Linked DNA regions of Homo sapiens: all the other regions are linked to region 3. A link is a contact called in ENCODE Hi-C data. All regions are on one chromosome and are shown on one strand. The core of a region is the stretch at or near the end of the contact, and the rest is flanking DNA. Distances in the headings are between cores, read along the strand shown. Region 1 overlaps METTL9 (methyltransferase 9, His-X-His N1(pi)-histidine). Region 2 holds the start of METTL22 (methyltransferase 22, Kin17 lysine). Region 3 holds the start of BFAR (bifunctional apoptosis regulator). Region 4 holds the start of EARS2 (glutamyl-tRNA synthetase 2, mitochondrial). Region 5 holds the start of TMEM186 (transmembrane protein 186).

The links. A loop is a pair of places that touch in the nucleus more often than their neighbours do. Pooled maps may share reads with other maps.
Region 1: a pooled map shows a loop between it and region 3 (8-fold over the local background). The contact joins the enhancer-like site here to the promoter of BFAR in region 3. A Hi-C loop is called at or near these places in 3 of 50 pooled maps.
Region 2: a loop to region 3 is called in a pooled map, with 5 times the contacts of the local background. The contact joins the promoter of METTL22 here to the promoter of BFAR in region 3. A Hi-C loop is called at or near these places in 3 of 50 pooled maps.
Region 4: a map of CD4-positive, alpha-beta T cell shows a loop between it and region 3 (9-fold over the local background). The contact joins the promoter of EARS2 here to the promoter of BFAR in region 3. A Hi-C loop is called at or near these places in 2 of 168 maps with a recorded cell type or tissue (CD4-positive, alpha-beta T cell and psoas muscle) and 3 of 50 pooled maps.
Region 5: a loop to region 3 is called in a map of naive thymus-derived CD4-positive, alpha-beta T cell, with 28 times the contacts of the local background. The contact joins the promoter of TMEM186 here to the promoter of BFAR in region 3. A Hi-C loop is called at or near these places in 2 of 168 maps with a recorded cell type or tissue (CD4-positive, alpha-beta T cell and naive thymus-derived CD4-positive, alpha-beta T cell) and 13 of 50 pooled maps.

The regions. Positions count from the first base shown.
Region 1 is chr16:21,646,072-21,648,771 of GRCh38, reverse strand. All of the region lies in intron 4 of METTL9 (methyltransferase 9, His-X-His N1(pi)-histidine), which reads right to left. IGSF6 (immunoglobulin superfamily member 6) reads left to right here. Exons shown (of 6, transcript NM_005849.4): 2 at 1,280-1,639. LOC124903663 (a long non-coding RNA gene) reads right to left here. Exons shown (of 2, transcript XR_007065025.1): 2 at 1,305-1,840. Among named protein-coding and RNA genes, the nearest start is that of IGSF6, 5.2 kb to the left of the region's middle. Within about 2 kb of position 1,436, at least 8 of the 41 ENCODE cell types and tissues checked have a DNase peak (open chromatin) inside an H3K27ac peak, as active enhancers do.
Region 2 is chr16:8,620,257-8,622,956 of GRCh38, reverse strand. METTL22 (methyltransferase 22, Kin17 lysine) reads right to left here and starts at 1,259. Exons shown (of 11, transcript NM_024109.4): 1 at 1,182-1,259.
Region 3 is chr16:14,631,661-14,634,360 of GRCh38, reverse strand. BFAR (bifunctional apoptosis regulator) reads right to left here and starts at 1,410. Exons shown (of 8, transcript NM_016561.3): 1 at 1,343-1,410. RefSeq lists enhancers at 828-1,397, 1,398-1,965.
Region 4 is chr16:23,555,991-23,558,690 of GRCh38, reverse strand. EARS2 (glutamyl-tRNA synthetase 2, mitochondrial) reads left to right here and starts at 1,341. Exons shown (of 9, transcript NM_001083614.2): 1 at 1,341-1,486. The coding sequence starts at 1,348. UBFD1 (ubiquitin family domain containing 1) reads right to left here and starts at 964. Exons shown (of 7, transcript NM_019116.3): 1 at 924-964; 2 at 412-741. The coding sequence starts at 948. RefSeq lists silencers at 542-721, 822-911 and enhancers at 79-722, 982-1,181, 723-1,367, 1,372-1,651, 2,012-2,656.
Region 5 is chr16:8,796,219-8,798,918 of GRCh38, reverse strand. It overlaps TMEM186 (transmembrane protein 186), which reads left to right and starts at 1,280. Exons shown (of 2, transcript NM_015421.4): 1 at 1,280-1,307; 2 at 2,329-2,700. The coding sequence starts at 1,305. It overlaps PMM2 (phosphomannomutase 2), which reads right to left and starts at 1,080. Exons shown (of 8, transcript NM_000303.3): 1 at 971-1,080. The coding sequence starts at 1,036. RefSeq lists enhancers at 297-991, 1,304-1,353, 992-1,686.

The DNA of each region.
Region 1 (2,700 bases), core at 187-2,686, 7.0 Mb before region 3:
ACCAGGCGGAACTCAGACCAAAAACTTGACAAATTCCAATTTGTCTCAACCAATACTATTTTACCTATGGCCTCCCCTGCCGCAAAAGAAGGGTTTAGGGCGGGTCTTTCCATTTGTGCACTCGAGTGGCTTTCCAGCTTCACATGCCTGGGATATAAAGGCCAAGGTGGGGGACTCAATCCTCATAACTTGGAAGAGCACCACATGGTGGACAGTACACTGGAGTGGGTGACTAATCCCAGCTCTGTGAACACCTTGTGGCTAGACGTCCACAACCATCTCTCCAACAGCCATCTGACACTGTGGGAACAGTAGCAGTGGCGGCTGCAGCAGCAATCGCTCCCTTGTATTTAATACTTACTATAGCTTAGGCAGGTAAACACTTCCTAGGCATCATCTTGAACGTCACACTAACTGCATGAGGTCAACAATACTATCCCCATTTTCTAATGAGGAAACTGAGATACTGAGATTATAATGCTGGGAACAGGCAGAGCTAGGATTTGAACTCAAGTCTGTGCTCTTTATCACAATATTGTTAATTAAATAAGATAAATGCTACAAGGGCCTACAAAGCAGCACACACGCCAGGGAGAAACCAAATCTGCTTAGCTATGGCCTGGCGAGCTCATATGGTCCCTGCTCAGTAATCAAAGACATGGTAGGCTAAGCCAGGGCTGCATTTCCACAGGTGTACATGTTGCCTTTTATCATGTTTCCCAAAGGGACACCAGGCTCACAAAGAAACAATTGTGAATGGCCATGAATTCCTGGCGATCTCAACTCCCACAAAGCACAAACATCGCTGCTGCTCATAGGCTCCATCAGCGGCAGCAACGTTCGTCTGGGGACACAGGTTACCACACTGAACACAGCACTCTGGGGAGGCCAGGGTGCGGACAAGAAAGCAGGCAGGAGATTAAGTGATTGGATCGAAGGAAAGCTTGTAAGGAGCAAGAGTCACAGATGGACCCCAAACTTCTGAGTCCAATACGGTGCCACCTCTATGCAGGCCTCCTGCACAGGGACTCTGTTCCCCTGAAGCCTCTCTAGGGCTGGCCTCCAGTGAACAGACATCATGTGACCCAGCAGGTCAAGGTCAGAAAACAGGAGGAGTTGGGGCAAGTGAGGACCACTGGTGTTTATTTTTAGTCTTATTTATATTGGGATTAAGGTAAGAAAAATAACAGAATGGCTGGGTTTCCTACCTCAAAAATATAATAAAAGCACAAAGTGAGGTGGCAGGCCCATTAACCCACTCATCTGCTTCCTCCCACAGGTGCTGTGGGCGCCTGTACTCTCTCTGTCACACAACCGTGGTACCTAGAAGTGGACTACACTCATGAGGCCGTCACCATAAAGTGTACCTTCTCCGCAACCGGATGCCCTTCTGAGCAACCAACATGCCTGTGGTTTCGCTACGGTGCTCACCAGCCTGAGAACCTGTGCTTGGACGGGTGCAAAAGTGAGGCAGACAAGTTCACAGTGAGGGAGGCCCTCAAAGAAAACCAAGTTTCCCTCACTGTAAACAGAGTGACTTCAAATGACAGTGCAATTTACATCTGTGGAATAGCATTCCCCAGTGTGCCGGAAGCGAGAGCTAAACAGACAGGAGGAGGGACCACACTGGTGGTAAGAGGTCAGTCAGCGAGGCTTTATTTCAGTGCATCATTGCATCTTGTTCAGGCCTGTAAAATCATTACCTCACTCACATGTAGAAATCAGGAGATAAATTTGCTAAGTTAATACCCTAGCCAGTGATGGGTGTGATCTGAACACAAGTCACCATGAGGTTTGGACTAAAGAACTACTCCAACTGGCTGGGCGTGGTGGCTCACACCTGTAATCCCAGCACTTTGAGGCTGAGGTGGACGAATCACTTGAGGTCAGGAGTTCAAGACTAGCCTGGCCAACATGGTGAAACCCCATCTCTACTCAAAATACAAAAATTAGCCGCGCATGGTGGCATGCACCTGTAGTCCCAGCTGCTTGGGAGGTTGAGGCAGGAGAATCGCTTGTAACCCAGGAGGCGAAGGTTGCAGTGAACCGAGATCGCACTACTGCACTCCAGTCTGGGCAACAAAGCAAGACTCCATCTCAGAAAAACAAAAGAACTACTCCAATCCATCTCGAACATCCACTAACACAAAGTCAGTGATTTGCTGGGTGCTCTATTCTCCCTACATGGTGATGTTTAACCAACCATGTTCACCTCTTTTGTATATTACAGTGATTTAGTGTAAAGTACCATGTCCAAAGGGAACCTTGTGGTGAGTAACTATCAGCTTTCTCAGGAACTAGTCTGGTAATGCACCACCTAGAACAAAGCACTAGAGAAGTGTAAAAGATCAATAAATTGGACCCACAGAAACTATGCAACATGGAGAATAAGCACAGATTTGGAGAGAAGCTACTCAGGGATCCCTGACCCTTCCCATTCTGCCTGGACATCAGTGAACGGAAAGTGATGACTCTCACTTCCTGAGATTTGATAAAACCCATGACAATTCCTCAGCCGAGCGAGGACATCAAACATAGCTAAATCCTATCAGTAATTTCACCAAGTCATTCCCTTGAGTAAACTGAGATTAAGACATTCCCGAGAAAAAAAAAGGGGGAATTTCAGAGAAAAAGCTTTACATGATTCTGAAGGAAAAAAGAGAACAGCAGCAACTCCTCGCCTTGTTGGGGTCTCTTCCC
Region 2 (2,700 bases), core at 10-2,509, 6.0 Mb after region 3:
TATTACACACCAAATTTTAAGTATAGACACACACAAAAAAACTCAAATTCTTAATCTCTAGTTGAATTTTCCATTTTTAAATTCAACCCAACCAGGCTTCCCAAGAAATGTACGCTGCAATGTAAGTTCCAGATGAAGGAGATTCCCTTTAAGTGGCTTTCCCTAGAATCAGCTATCTGGGAATAAGGAGGCCCTCTTGAACCTATCTCAGGCCCTCATATACTCAGAGGAGTATATGAGACAATTACCACTTTTCGGGCTTACGACATATAGTAAACGTTCAATAAGCAACAATAGTAAATACTATCATTATAGTAATATAATAATGATTAAAGTGAATGCTGGGAAGAAAGAAAAAAGGTAACAGTTTCTCTAGTCAGGAAAAGTCTCTTTCCGGAAATGCAGGGTCTGTATGGGCTTCGGGCTCCTCTCTTTACTGGGCAGAGCTGAGAAAGGAGACCCAGGTTGCAGATGGGGACCTGCCCCACCACCTCTCCATAGGGCTGCAGGCTCATCCCTGCAGCAGGAGCTAACGTGTTCTTGGCTCTTCTAAGGCTGTGGGGGCTAGACTGAGACGCTACCAGCTTTCTTCTCCTATAGGTCCCCAGTCAGTTGTCCCAAATAAGCAGTGTGCTGGGATCACGGTGTTGAAATAACTTCCCTCCTCATCTTTCTTTCTGATAACTGCAACTCACTCAACAATCAATAATTTGGCGCGATCCCATGACGATTTAGGCCAGGAGCTGGGGAGGGCAGGGTGTGAAGGCCCAGGCTGGGGGCAGGAAAGACGTGGCCTGGCCACGGTGCGTAGAGTGGTAGTGAGGGGCTCCGGGGACGTCCCCCGTGGGGCTACTCGTTCTCTTTGTCTTGTCGCCTTCCTGACGCCACCCTTGTGGGTTAACTATTGCCCTCTCAAAAAACAGTCACAGGTCGGGCACTGCCCTCCCTTCCTAATCTAGAACCGAAGGAGAGGTGCCTGGACCCAGGATGGAAACCCAGGTGAGGACGTGGACTTCTTTCCCCAACACCCGTGTTGAGAAGGGGAAACTGACGCTAAGAGTGGGGTCGGGCCTTAGGGATCTGGGCCTCCGATCTGTGGGAGCTCGGATTTCAAAGTCAGGCTCGGCGCCAGGAGGTTCCCTGCACCCTACCCTATCCCGCCGCCTCTCCCAGGCACTTACCCGCCGCGGGGCCCAGCCTGGGATCCCACCCGACTCCCGTCTCTGTGGGACTTAGGCGGCCGCCATAACAGGCGGTCTGCGCAGGCGCGGCCCCGCCCCCGCGTGCGACCATCCGACTGCCCCGCACCGTGGCTCCACCTACCTGCCCGGGCCGCGCATGCGTCCGAGGGTTGCCGGCGGGCACCTGTAGCCTTCGCTCTGGTCGCGGGCGAGGCGTGTTTGCTGGGGGGACCCGCCTAGGTGGCTAAACTCATTCCTCTAAAAGACTTAAATAGGAGTTAAATAACTCTCCCAGCTACTAAGTGGTAAAGCCTGGATTCGAACCCGGGGTGTGGGATCAGAGCCGGTGCTATTTAACCAGCATGCTACTGTATTTATTATCACGGGTGTTACCGTCATCCATGCTCTTAGTACTCGTTTGTTTGTTTGTTTGTTTATTTGAGATGGTCTTGCTCTGTCACCCAGGCTGGAGTGCAGCGGCGCAATTTTAGCTCACTGCAGCCTTGAACTCCTGGGCTTAAGGAATCCTGTTTCAGCCTCTCTAGTAGCTGGGACTACAGTTGCGTGGCACCATTTTTTTTTTTTTTTGTACAGACTGTATCTTGTTGTGTTGCCCAGGCTGGTCTCAAACTCCTGGCTTCAAGCAGTCCTCCTGCTTCGGCCTCCTAAAGCTCATAAATTACAGGCATGAGCCACCACGCCCAGCCAGTACTTGTTATTATTAATAGGTGGTAGTGATTTCATTAGGTGGTAGTGATTTCGTTAATTCGTATGCTCATCAAGTTTCCAACACCAAGGGGGTGAGACAGAGTGGCAAACATAAGACTCCATGTTTGCTCGTTTTTTCTTGCCTGCAGAATTTCAGAAAGCCTCTGAGTCCGTGACTGAGCACAGCCCTCAGAAGAATCCCCTGAAGAGGATGAGCAGGATAGACCACAGATTCTCACGTCTCTTGCCTGAGTCACTGCATTTTTAGAAAAAGTACAGTCAATAATATTGGCCCTTTTCTCAATCTATATATTCAGTGACATCATGGAAGTCAGCCTGGCCACAATGGAGTAAGCCAGGGGATGGGCCGCAGGAAACGAGGATACATAGGTAGCCAGGGTTAGAACTTTTGTGACATTCTAAGAACTTTGGATTTTACTGTGCGTGAGATGGGGAGCTGCCAGGGATATACACCACACTGACGTGTTCACAGACATGCCCAGACACACACAGTGGTGCTCACTCTCAGACATGTCAGTGAACATACAAATATACACACAGGAACATATGTAAAGTCCACATATGTAAAATCTATATCCCTGTGTGTTCACATATACACACACGCACACACATGGCCTCAGCTGGCAACCTTTGTCTAAATTACTTTTTTTTCTCTTTTCAAAATAGAATTAAATCAACATCAATTTCATGGTTACTGATGATAAAACGTGGAGAGTTGATAGGGTGACTAAGCGACACAAATAAGAATTTTTTTTTTTTTTTTTTTTAAGAAACAGATTATGTTTCCTGA
Region 3 (2,700 bases), core at 161-2,660:
CTCCATCAAGTTTATGGATATAGGGAAATGCAGAGCACACCTGTCAGGATACACCCAGGCTGGATGTTGAGAAAACAGCAGCGACAAGAACAAACAAAACAACCCCATCAGCACGTGCAGTCCCTGCCGGCTCGGGGGTGTGTCCTGGGAAGAGAGTAAAGCTCTTTCCTATTGGCGATTTGGAGCATGACATCAAGACCACCCCCCTTGCAAAGGACCGACCAATGGGCTTCGGCGGGGAGGACCCAATGGCGACAGTTGAGGGCTTAACAGCGTCTAGGCTCTCACTCTGTTTTCCGCGGAAGCTGGGATGCTGCCTCCTGCCCCTCCAAAGGTCCCCGTTTAGACACAACCTGACTCTCATCTGTCGCCCCCTCCCGCCGGCTTTTTTAATAAAAGACAATTCTCGGCCGGGCGCGGTGGCTCACGCCTGTAATCTCCCCACTTTGGGAGGCCGAGGCGAGTGGGTCACTTGAGGCCAGGAGTTCGAGAACAGTCTGACCAACATGGTGAAACCCCGTCTCTACTAAAAATACAAAAATCAGCCGGGCGTGGTTACGCGGGCCCGTAATCCCAGCTACTCAGAAGGCTGAGGCAAGAGAATCGCTTGAACCTGGGAGGCGGAGGTTGCAGTGAGCCGAGATTGCTCCACCGCACTCCAGCCTGGGCGGCAGGGCAAGACTCCGTCTCTAAAAAGAAAAAAAAGAAAATTCTCTTTTGCCTAAGTTATTTCCGAGCCGCAAGTCGCAGAATCAGAAGAGCCGAGTTCTTGCCTGGCCCCAGTGTGACTTTGGGATTTCACTTTCTCCCTTCTGCGCTTCGGTCACCCTACTTTAAAGAATGGGCACAATCGCTCCGCCTTAGGCCAGGAACGTGCCTCGACAATTAGACCGTAAACTCAGCGTGGCGACTATCAGAAGCCTCATCAATTCTGGTCCGGCTGTTGCAGGGTGTGGCAAGCGCTCCTGGCGGGCAGGCGCCCCGTGGTTCCCCTCCAAGGTGTTTGGAAGCGACCCCTCCTCCTTCCCGCCCTAGGGAGCCCCAGGAGGGAGTGGCTCTGACCCTGACCCCCGAAAGGACGCAGGCGAGGCCCAGCGACCGGCTGTGCGGACGTGGGGCTCTCGGGAAGGGATAGCGCAGTTGGCCAAGCTGGGGTCCGAACCCCGCGGCCAGGAGTGGGGATGCTCAGGACTCGGGCCTGCGTGAGGAGAGGCCCCGCGCGCCTCCTACGACCCGGCTGGGGAGGCTCCGCAGAAGGGATTCCCGCTCCGTCTTCCACATCACTCCCCGATATCAAGCCCGAGTCGCCCCCTCAGCACCCCCCAGCCGTGTCGCGGCTTACCATTCCACTCGTCCCGGGCCAACCGGGCCATTATTCTCAGCACAGACCCCGCGGGAGCAGAGGAAGAGGGAGAGGCTTCGCTACCGGAAGTAACAAGACAGAGTGGGGGAAGCGTGCCCCGGCCCCGTGACCATAGAGGAGAGGCCGCTCTCCTTTCACAACCCCCCTCAACCCCGCGACCTCCCCGCTGCCTAGAGCGGCCACTCCCAGCCGGAGGAAGTGGGCGCATGCGTAATACCGCCGGTCCCGCCCCTTCCTCTTCACCCAGAGACCGAGTACCCGGGCTCGGCAGTCACAGCCCAAGGGGTGACGGGTGTGTGTCAGTTTCCGCTCCTCCTGGGCGGCTGTTCTTGTATCCGGAGGATACAAGCTTTGCCTAGAAATTAAAATATTACAAGGCCGCACCGTACTCTCTACAGTTATTTTTTGCCTTCACATTTTATGTAGAAAATCACAGGACTATACGTTCAATTTACGGTGTTAAGAATCGGAATTAAATGACTTTTATTTCTATTAAAATATTTTTTTTTTCGTAGAGATGGGGTCTCGCTGCGTTTTCCAGGCTGATCTTGAACATATGGCGTCAAGGGATCCTCCTGCCTCAGCCTTACAAAGTGCTGCGATTACAGGCGTGAGCCACCTCGTACAGCTTGAAATGGTTTTCTTATCACCACGTTTCGCCCCTTCCCAGCGTCTAGGTCACAGCGTCTAGAACTTATGCTGATTATTTGGTTTTGTTTTGTTGTTGTTGTTTGTTTTTGAGACAGAGTCTCACTCTCACCCGCCAGGCTGGCGTACAGTGGCACGATCTTGGCTCACTGCAACCTCCGCCTCCCGGGTTCAAGCGATTATCCCACCTCAGCCTCGTGAATAGTTGGGACTACGGGCGTGCACAACCACGCCTGGCTCATTTTAAAATTTCATTTTATTTTTATGGAGACAGGGTCTCGCTCTTTTCCCCAGGCTGGTCTGGAACTCCTGGGTTCAGGCGATTCTCCTGCCTCAGCCCCCGAAAACGCTGGGATTACAGGTGTGAGTCATGGCGCCAGGCCCCCATTAAACAGTTATTTATACAGATTTATTAATACGCTGCTTCCCAGTTCACATTCATTAGCACCACTGAGCCTCAATACAATCCCAGGAAATTGAGGTTTAGGAAGGTTTAATGCATTCCAGAACTAATAAGTGGCTGAGATAGATTTTGAAAATAGGTCTTCTAATCAACTTTCCTTTTGTTCGTTTGTTTGTTTTGGAGACGGAGTCTCGCTCTGTCGCCCAGGTTGGAGTGCAGTGGCACAATCTTGGCTCACTGCAACCTCCGCCTCCCGGGTTCAAGCAGTTCTCCTGCCTCAGCCTCC
Region 4 (2,700 bases), core at 92-2,591, 8.9 Mb before region 3:
AATAGCAGCGTTTCCTAAACTTCACTTAGAAGAATTACCTAAGATATTTGCTAAAAATAAATTCCTGGCTACATCCCAGACCCACTGAATCAGAATCTCCTGGGAAAGGGCCCAGAAGCTGTAAAACAAGCGCCTTAGGTGATTTTTTAATTAGAGATGTTAGAGCAACATCAATGAGAAACTGGGGCCTAAACGTCAGACTTCGGCTTTAATCCCAGCTCTGCAACTTACTAGCTCTATAAACTTGAGTCTCTTTCCCCAGCTGAGTAATGGGCATCCAAGTATCCTTCAGAAGACTGCTGTAAGGATGGGGGGACCTGATGCAAGGAAAGCCACCAGGTGCCTAGTAGGGTGCAAGGGCCATCAGGAGGCGGGGTGGGGAAGACTGGCTGTCAGCGCCACAGGAATTACCTGTAATCGAGTGGATCTTCTGTTTCAGCTCGGAGCCTGTGCTGTCCAGGGGGAACTTCACGTCATGCTTGGTCTTATTCCAGATGATCTTCAAGTCCACCAGCTCCCTGCCCGCGCCGCCGCCCGCGTCTTCGCCGTTGCTGACCGAGGCCTGGGCTGCGGGGTCCCCAGGGGGCTGGGCCGGGGCCGGCTGCAGGCTGCCTCGTGCGGCGCCGGAGTCCTCGGCCGCCGCCCCCGCCGCGGCTTCAGCCTCCAGGCAGTTGACGGGCCGCGCGGGAGCCTCAGTAGCCACAGTCTCGGCCTCCGTGTCCATGCCAGGTTCCTCCATGCCTGCAAGGGGGTTAGGGGGTGGGCGCTCGCCGCGGGCTGGGCTTGGGAACGGACGCTGTCCGGGCGCCGCCGGACCTCCGTTCCCGAGCCGCGGTTCTCCCTCCCGGGCCGGGCCGCATCCCCCAGAGGAGCGACCGCAACCTCAGCCCCGGCCCGGCGCCCGCCACCCCCGCCGCACTCACCATCCGGGGCCCCGGCCGCCGCCATGATGATTGTGTACAACACCCACCGCTCCCGCAGAGGCCGCTGGGAAGAGGCGAGCTGGCTGAGATTGGCCCCCGCAGCAGCCCCTAATCTCTCACAGCCCGGCCGGAAACAGGTGGAGGTTTCTATGGAGACCCGCCTCCTCCGCTCCCAGGTCCGGCCCCTGCCACGCTTTCGCTTTCCCAAGCTGAAGGGGGCGGGTCCGGGAAATAGCCCTTTCTCTGGCCTCTGCCCCCTGGTGGCGAGTGCGGCCGCAGCCGTCCAGGGGGGCGTGGGATTTCGCGCTAGGGGGCCTGTGACTTTAAGGGGCAAGGCTGCGCTGGCTGTGGCGGAGGCCGATTGGCTGGAAGCAGTCCCCGGAAGTGACGCAGGGAGAAGCCCACGTGTGCTATTCCATCCCACATGGCGGCGCTCCTGAGGAGACTGCTGCAGCGCGAGAGGCCTTCGGCGGCCTCTGGCCGCCCCGTAGGACGGCGCGAGGCCAACCTGGGCACTGATGCCGGGGTTGCGGTGCGAGTGCGGTTCGCTCCCAGCCCCACAGGTAACCCTGGCGGACGTGACGCTACAGGCCGAGGCCCCCTGTCCCGTCTCCGCCCCACGAATGTTCCCGAATGAATCCTTTCCGGTGGTGTCAGAGTGGGCGGGCGGAGGAGGGTTAAGGCAGCGCGAGCCCATTTTACAGAGGCGGAAACTGAGGTGCAGGAGCGGAAATAATTCAAATTGCCAGGAGTTTCTTGTGTTTTTTGTGCCATCCCATCTCTTTCGATCTTTTTTTCATGCATTCCATACATGTGCATTGATGACAACCTGTGTAACAGGTGTTGTAGACGCTGGGATACAGTGATCATTGAGAAAGGTAGGGGCCTTGCTCTGTGGAAGTCTGCATTCTAGTGGCTGCCGCAGACACTTATAAAAAATAAGTGTAATTTTAGAGTCACATGTGCCATGCGGGAAGTGAAACAGGATAGGAGACTGGGGATTAAGAAGGACGCTCCAGAAGGCTTTACTGAGCAGGTAACATTTGAGCTGAGATCCAAATGACAAGAAGGAGCACGCTATGTGAAGCCTATAGAAGGAACCTTCTGGAGGCCAGGCGCGGTGGCTCACGCTTGTAATCCCAGCACTTTGGGAGGCAGAGGTGGGTGCATCACTTGAGGTCAAGTGGATCACTTGAGAGCCGTCTGACCAACATGGTGAAGCCCTGTCTCTACTAAAAATACAAAATTATCTGGGCATGGTGGCGCATGCCTGTAATCCCAGCTACTTGGGAGGCTGAGGCAGGAGAATCGCTTGAACGCAGGAGGTGGAGATTGCGGTGAGCCAAGATCGCGCCATTGCACTCCAGCCTGGGCAACAAGAGCGAAACTGTGTCTCAAAAACAAAAAAGAAGGAACCTTCTGGGTAGAGGAAATCGCAGGTACCAAGGCACTGTGCTAGTGCTGTTGGGAGCTTAGCAAGCTAGAGGGTGACAGAGGCCCATTGTATAGCCTGTTGGAGATCTCGTCAGGGCCTTTTGGTTCCCACCAGTAAGGCTACCTTCTACGTTCTCTACACGGAGTATGCCTCTCATCCCAAATCCCAGGATGAACATACAAAGATCTTTGTAGTAAAATCCCAGCTATACATGACAGGATCTTTCTGGCAGGCAGTATAGCCTAGAGCAGTGCCTTTCAAACCATCTGTTGTGGAAGTGCTGGTTTTAAATTTCCAATCAATTGTGTATCAATATTTGCACAAAATTAATATAATGACCAG
Region 5 (2,700 bases), core at 31-2,530, 5.8 Mb after region 3:
CAAAATGATACGTCTAAGGTCACACGCATTTGACCTGGACTTCTGGAGCACACCATTGTTACCACCAAGCGAAAACTATGAGGGGTGAGGGTAGAAGCTGAGGATAGTGAGACCATTGGGGTCCAGTCTCAAGTTGAAATGGCCAGTGTTCAGTGGCCAATTTCTGAAAAGGGGCCAGGAGAGCCTCACCTCAAGGCTGATCGTAACTGAAACTTATCTGTGCCTGTAGCAGCAAAATCTGAAAGTGGAAAGCAAGTTTCCAAGGGCCCAAAGAGGCTCTCAGCGGGCAGCCTGTAATAACCTAGGGCTCCTCCATCTCCCTAGTCCATTGCAGGGGCTGGAGATGGGTGTGGTGGAGGTGGCTACTATTTACTGAGGCCTAGTGTGTTGTGTCCAACATACTTTCAAGAACTTACACAATCTCATTTGATCCTCACAGACACCATATGGAACAGGTAACATCCCCATTTAAAGCTGTAGATGTTGAGGCTCAGAGAGGTTAATGACTCGCTGAAGGTCACACAGATGTCAAGAGGTGAAGATGAGACTCCACTAGGTCGGTTTGACCTGGAAACCTGTTTTTAATATCATGACTCACGGCACAGCCCATTGGTTACAGGATTGGGGCCGACACATAGCTGATAAGGGGGCCTGATCTTGGGTTGAAATCCTGGTCTATCAGTCCCGAGCACTAGCGGTGAGTCCAGATTACATTTTCCAACCTAGCACAAGTTTCCTGCTCTTAAGAGTTCTTCAGCCCCGTCTCATCTTTCCAAGCACCAGAGCTCTTCAAGAGCTGGTTAGGGCCTCCCTCTCATTCCTCCAGTGCACCCAGAATAGGGTTCAGCGCCGTGAGGACGTAGGCGGTCCTTAGCCACCCCTTGGCGCCTACCCTGGGTGGTCGATAGCCCCAACTGGGAACAGCACGGGCTCCGCGTCGGCTGCCAGCAGCCCGCCGGCCGCCACTTACCTGCCGCGGGGCGGTGAGGGTCCCATCCACGTCGAAGAGGCAGAGCGCTGGGCCAGGCGCTGCCATGTCCCCAGTTTCTAGCCGCACCTTACAAGACACGTTGGCACGAGGAACTCGGCCCGGAACTTCCGGGTTCGGCCGCTGAGTCGCAGGGCACGTCGGGAAGAGGAGGGGACTCCGTTCCCATAACGCCTGGGAGTAGCGGCAGCCACGATTCCTGGACCGCAACTCCCAGGGTGCAACGCAGATCACGCCCGCCTTGTACATTCGAGCATGCGCTCTTAGGGGTTCCGGGGGCCGGTGGGATTTACTTCCGGCAGCAGGTGGTGGGGCCATGGTAAGGAGGCGGGTGGCGAGCCTTGAGGGGGTGATGCTCTTTGGGGTCGGGGTCAGGGCTGGGGCGGGCAGGCCCGACGCTCGGGTTTCGGACTCCGAGGATCCGTGGGAGGAAGCTCTGGCGTGTGTTACAGTTCGCTTTTCCCGGGCTTTCTCTTGCCCTCCTTGGGTCACATGCGCACAGTAGTAGTAGCTAAAACTCGCCGAGCTCTCACAGTGCATTAGGTACTAAGTTGAGGACTCTGAAACCATCCTCTGGTTCACTGTGTTCTGAGTCCCCATTTTGAAAGGCGAAGAAACCGAATCTCAGGGGTGTGGAGTAATTTGCTCACAAATTACTGTTGGAGCCAGAATTGGAATAAGAGCTTTTACTGCTTCACTACCCACCTAGTAATACCCTTGTGCTACGTGTTGGGGCCTCCCTGCCTCGCTCCTTCTCCTTCTCCGCTGTTTCCCCTTCCCCAGACTAGGCTAAGAGAAAGCAGCAGTTCCCTCCAGCACCCAAGATAGCATATGAATCAAACAGAGAATTAGAAAGTTTATTGGAATAAATATCTCACAGATTTGTTGCTCGAGTTCCCCACTAAGACACTGATTATTTAGTTTCCTGCTTGGGGAAATGTTCACACCCCCTTGTGGATACATTGTCCAGCCCAGAGTTTGTCCTCCCTGGATATGTTTTGAATTAATGACGGCCGCACCTCCTTTCCTGTATTTATTTGGAATTGCCTGGTGGAAGGAGGACTCTGCTGCACTCACTGACTGTGTGATCTTTGGTAAATATCTTACCCTCTCTGGGCTTAGTTTCCCTAGTGGTAAAGTGGAAATAGTGATAACTATCTTAGATAGCTGTTGTGATGCCCACATGAGATAGCATCTGGCTTTACCCTTCCCTCGTCTGGCAATAACGGTTACCTTGCAGGATTGGCAGAAGCCTTAGAGTATGGTGCTTTGCAGATGTTCACCGTGTGATTAATGTGGTTGAGTTCCATGAGAGAAATGGTCTACTGTCTCCCTTTCAGGCTGCCCTTCTCCGAGCTGTGCGTAGGTTTCGGGGAAAAGCTGTGTGGGAAAGGCCTCTCCATGGGCTGTGGTGCTGCAGTGGGCAGGAGGATCCTAAGAGGTGGGTGGGCAGCAGTTCACCCATCTCGAAGGAGAAACTACCAAACGCAGAGACTGAGAAATTCTGGATGTTTTACCGTTTTGATGCCATCAGAACCTTCGGGTTCCTGTCACGACTGAAGTTGGCACAGACTGCCCTGACAGTGGTAGCTTTGCCACCAGGCTATTACTTGTACTCCCAGGGCCTCCTCACTCTCAACACCGTGTGCCTCATGAGTGGGATATCGGGCTTTGCCCTGACCATGCTGTGCTGGATGAGCTATTTCTTACGG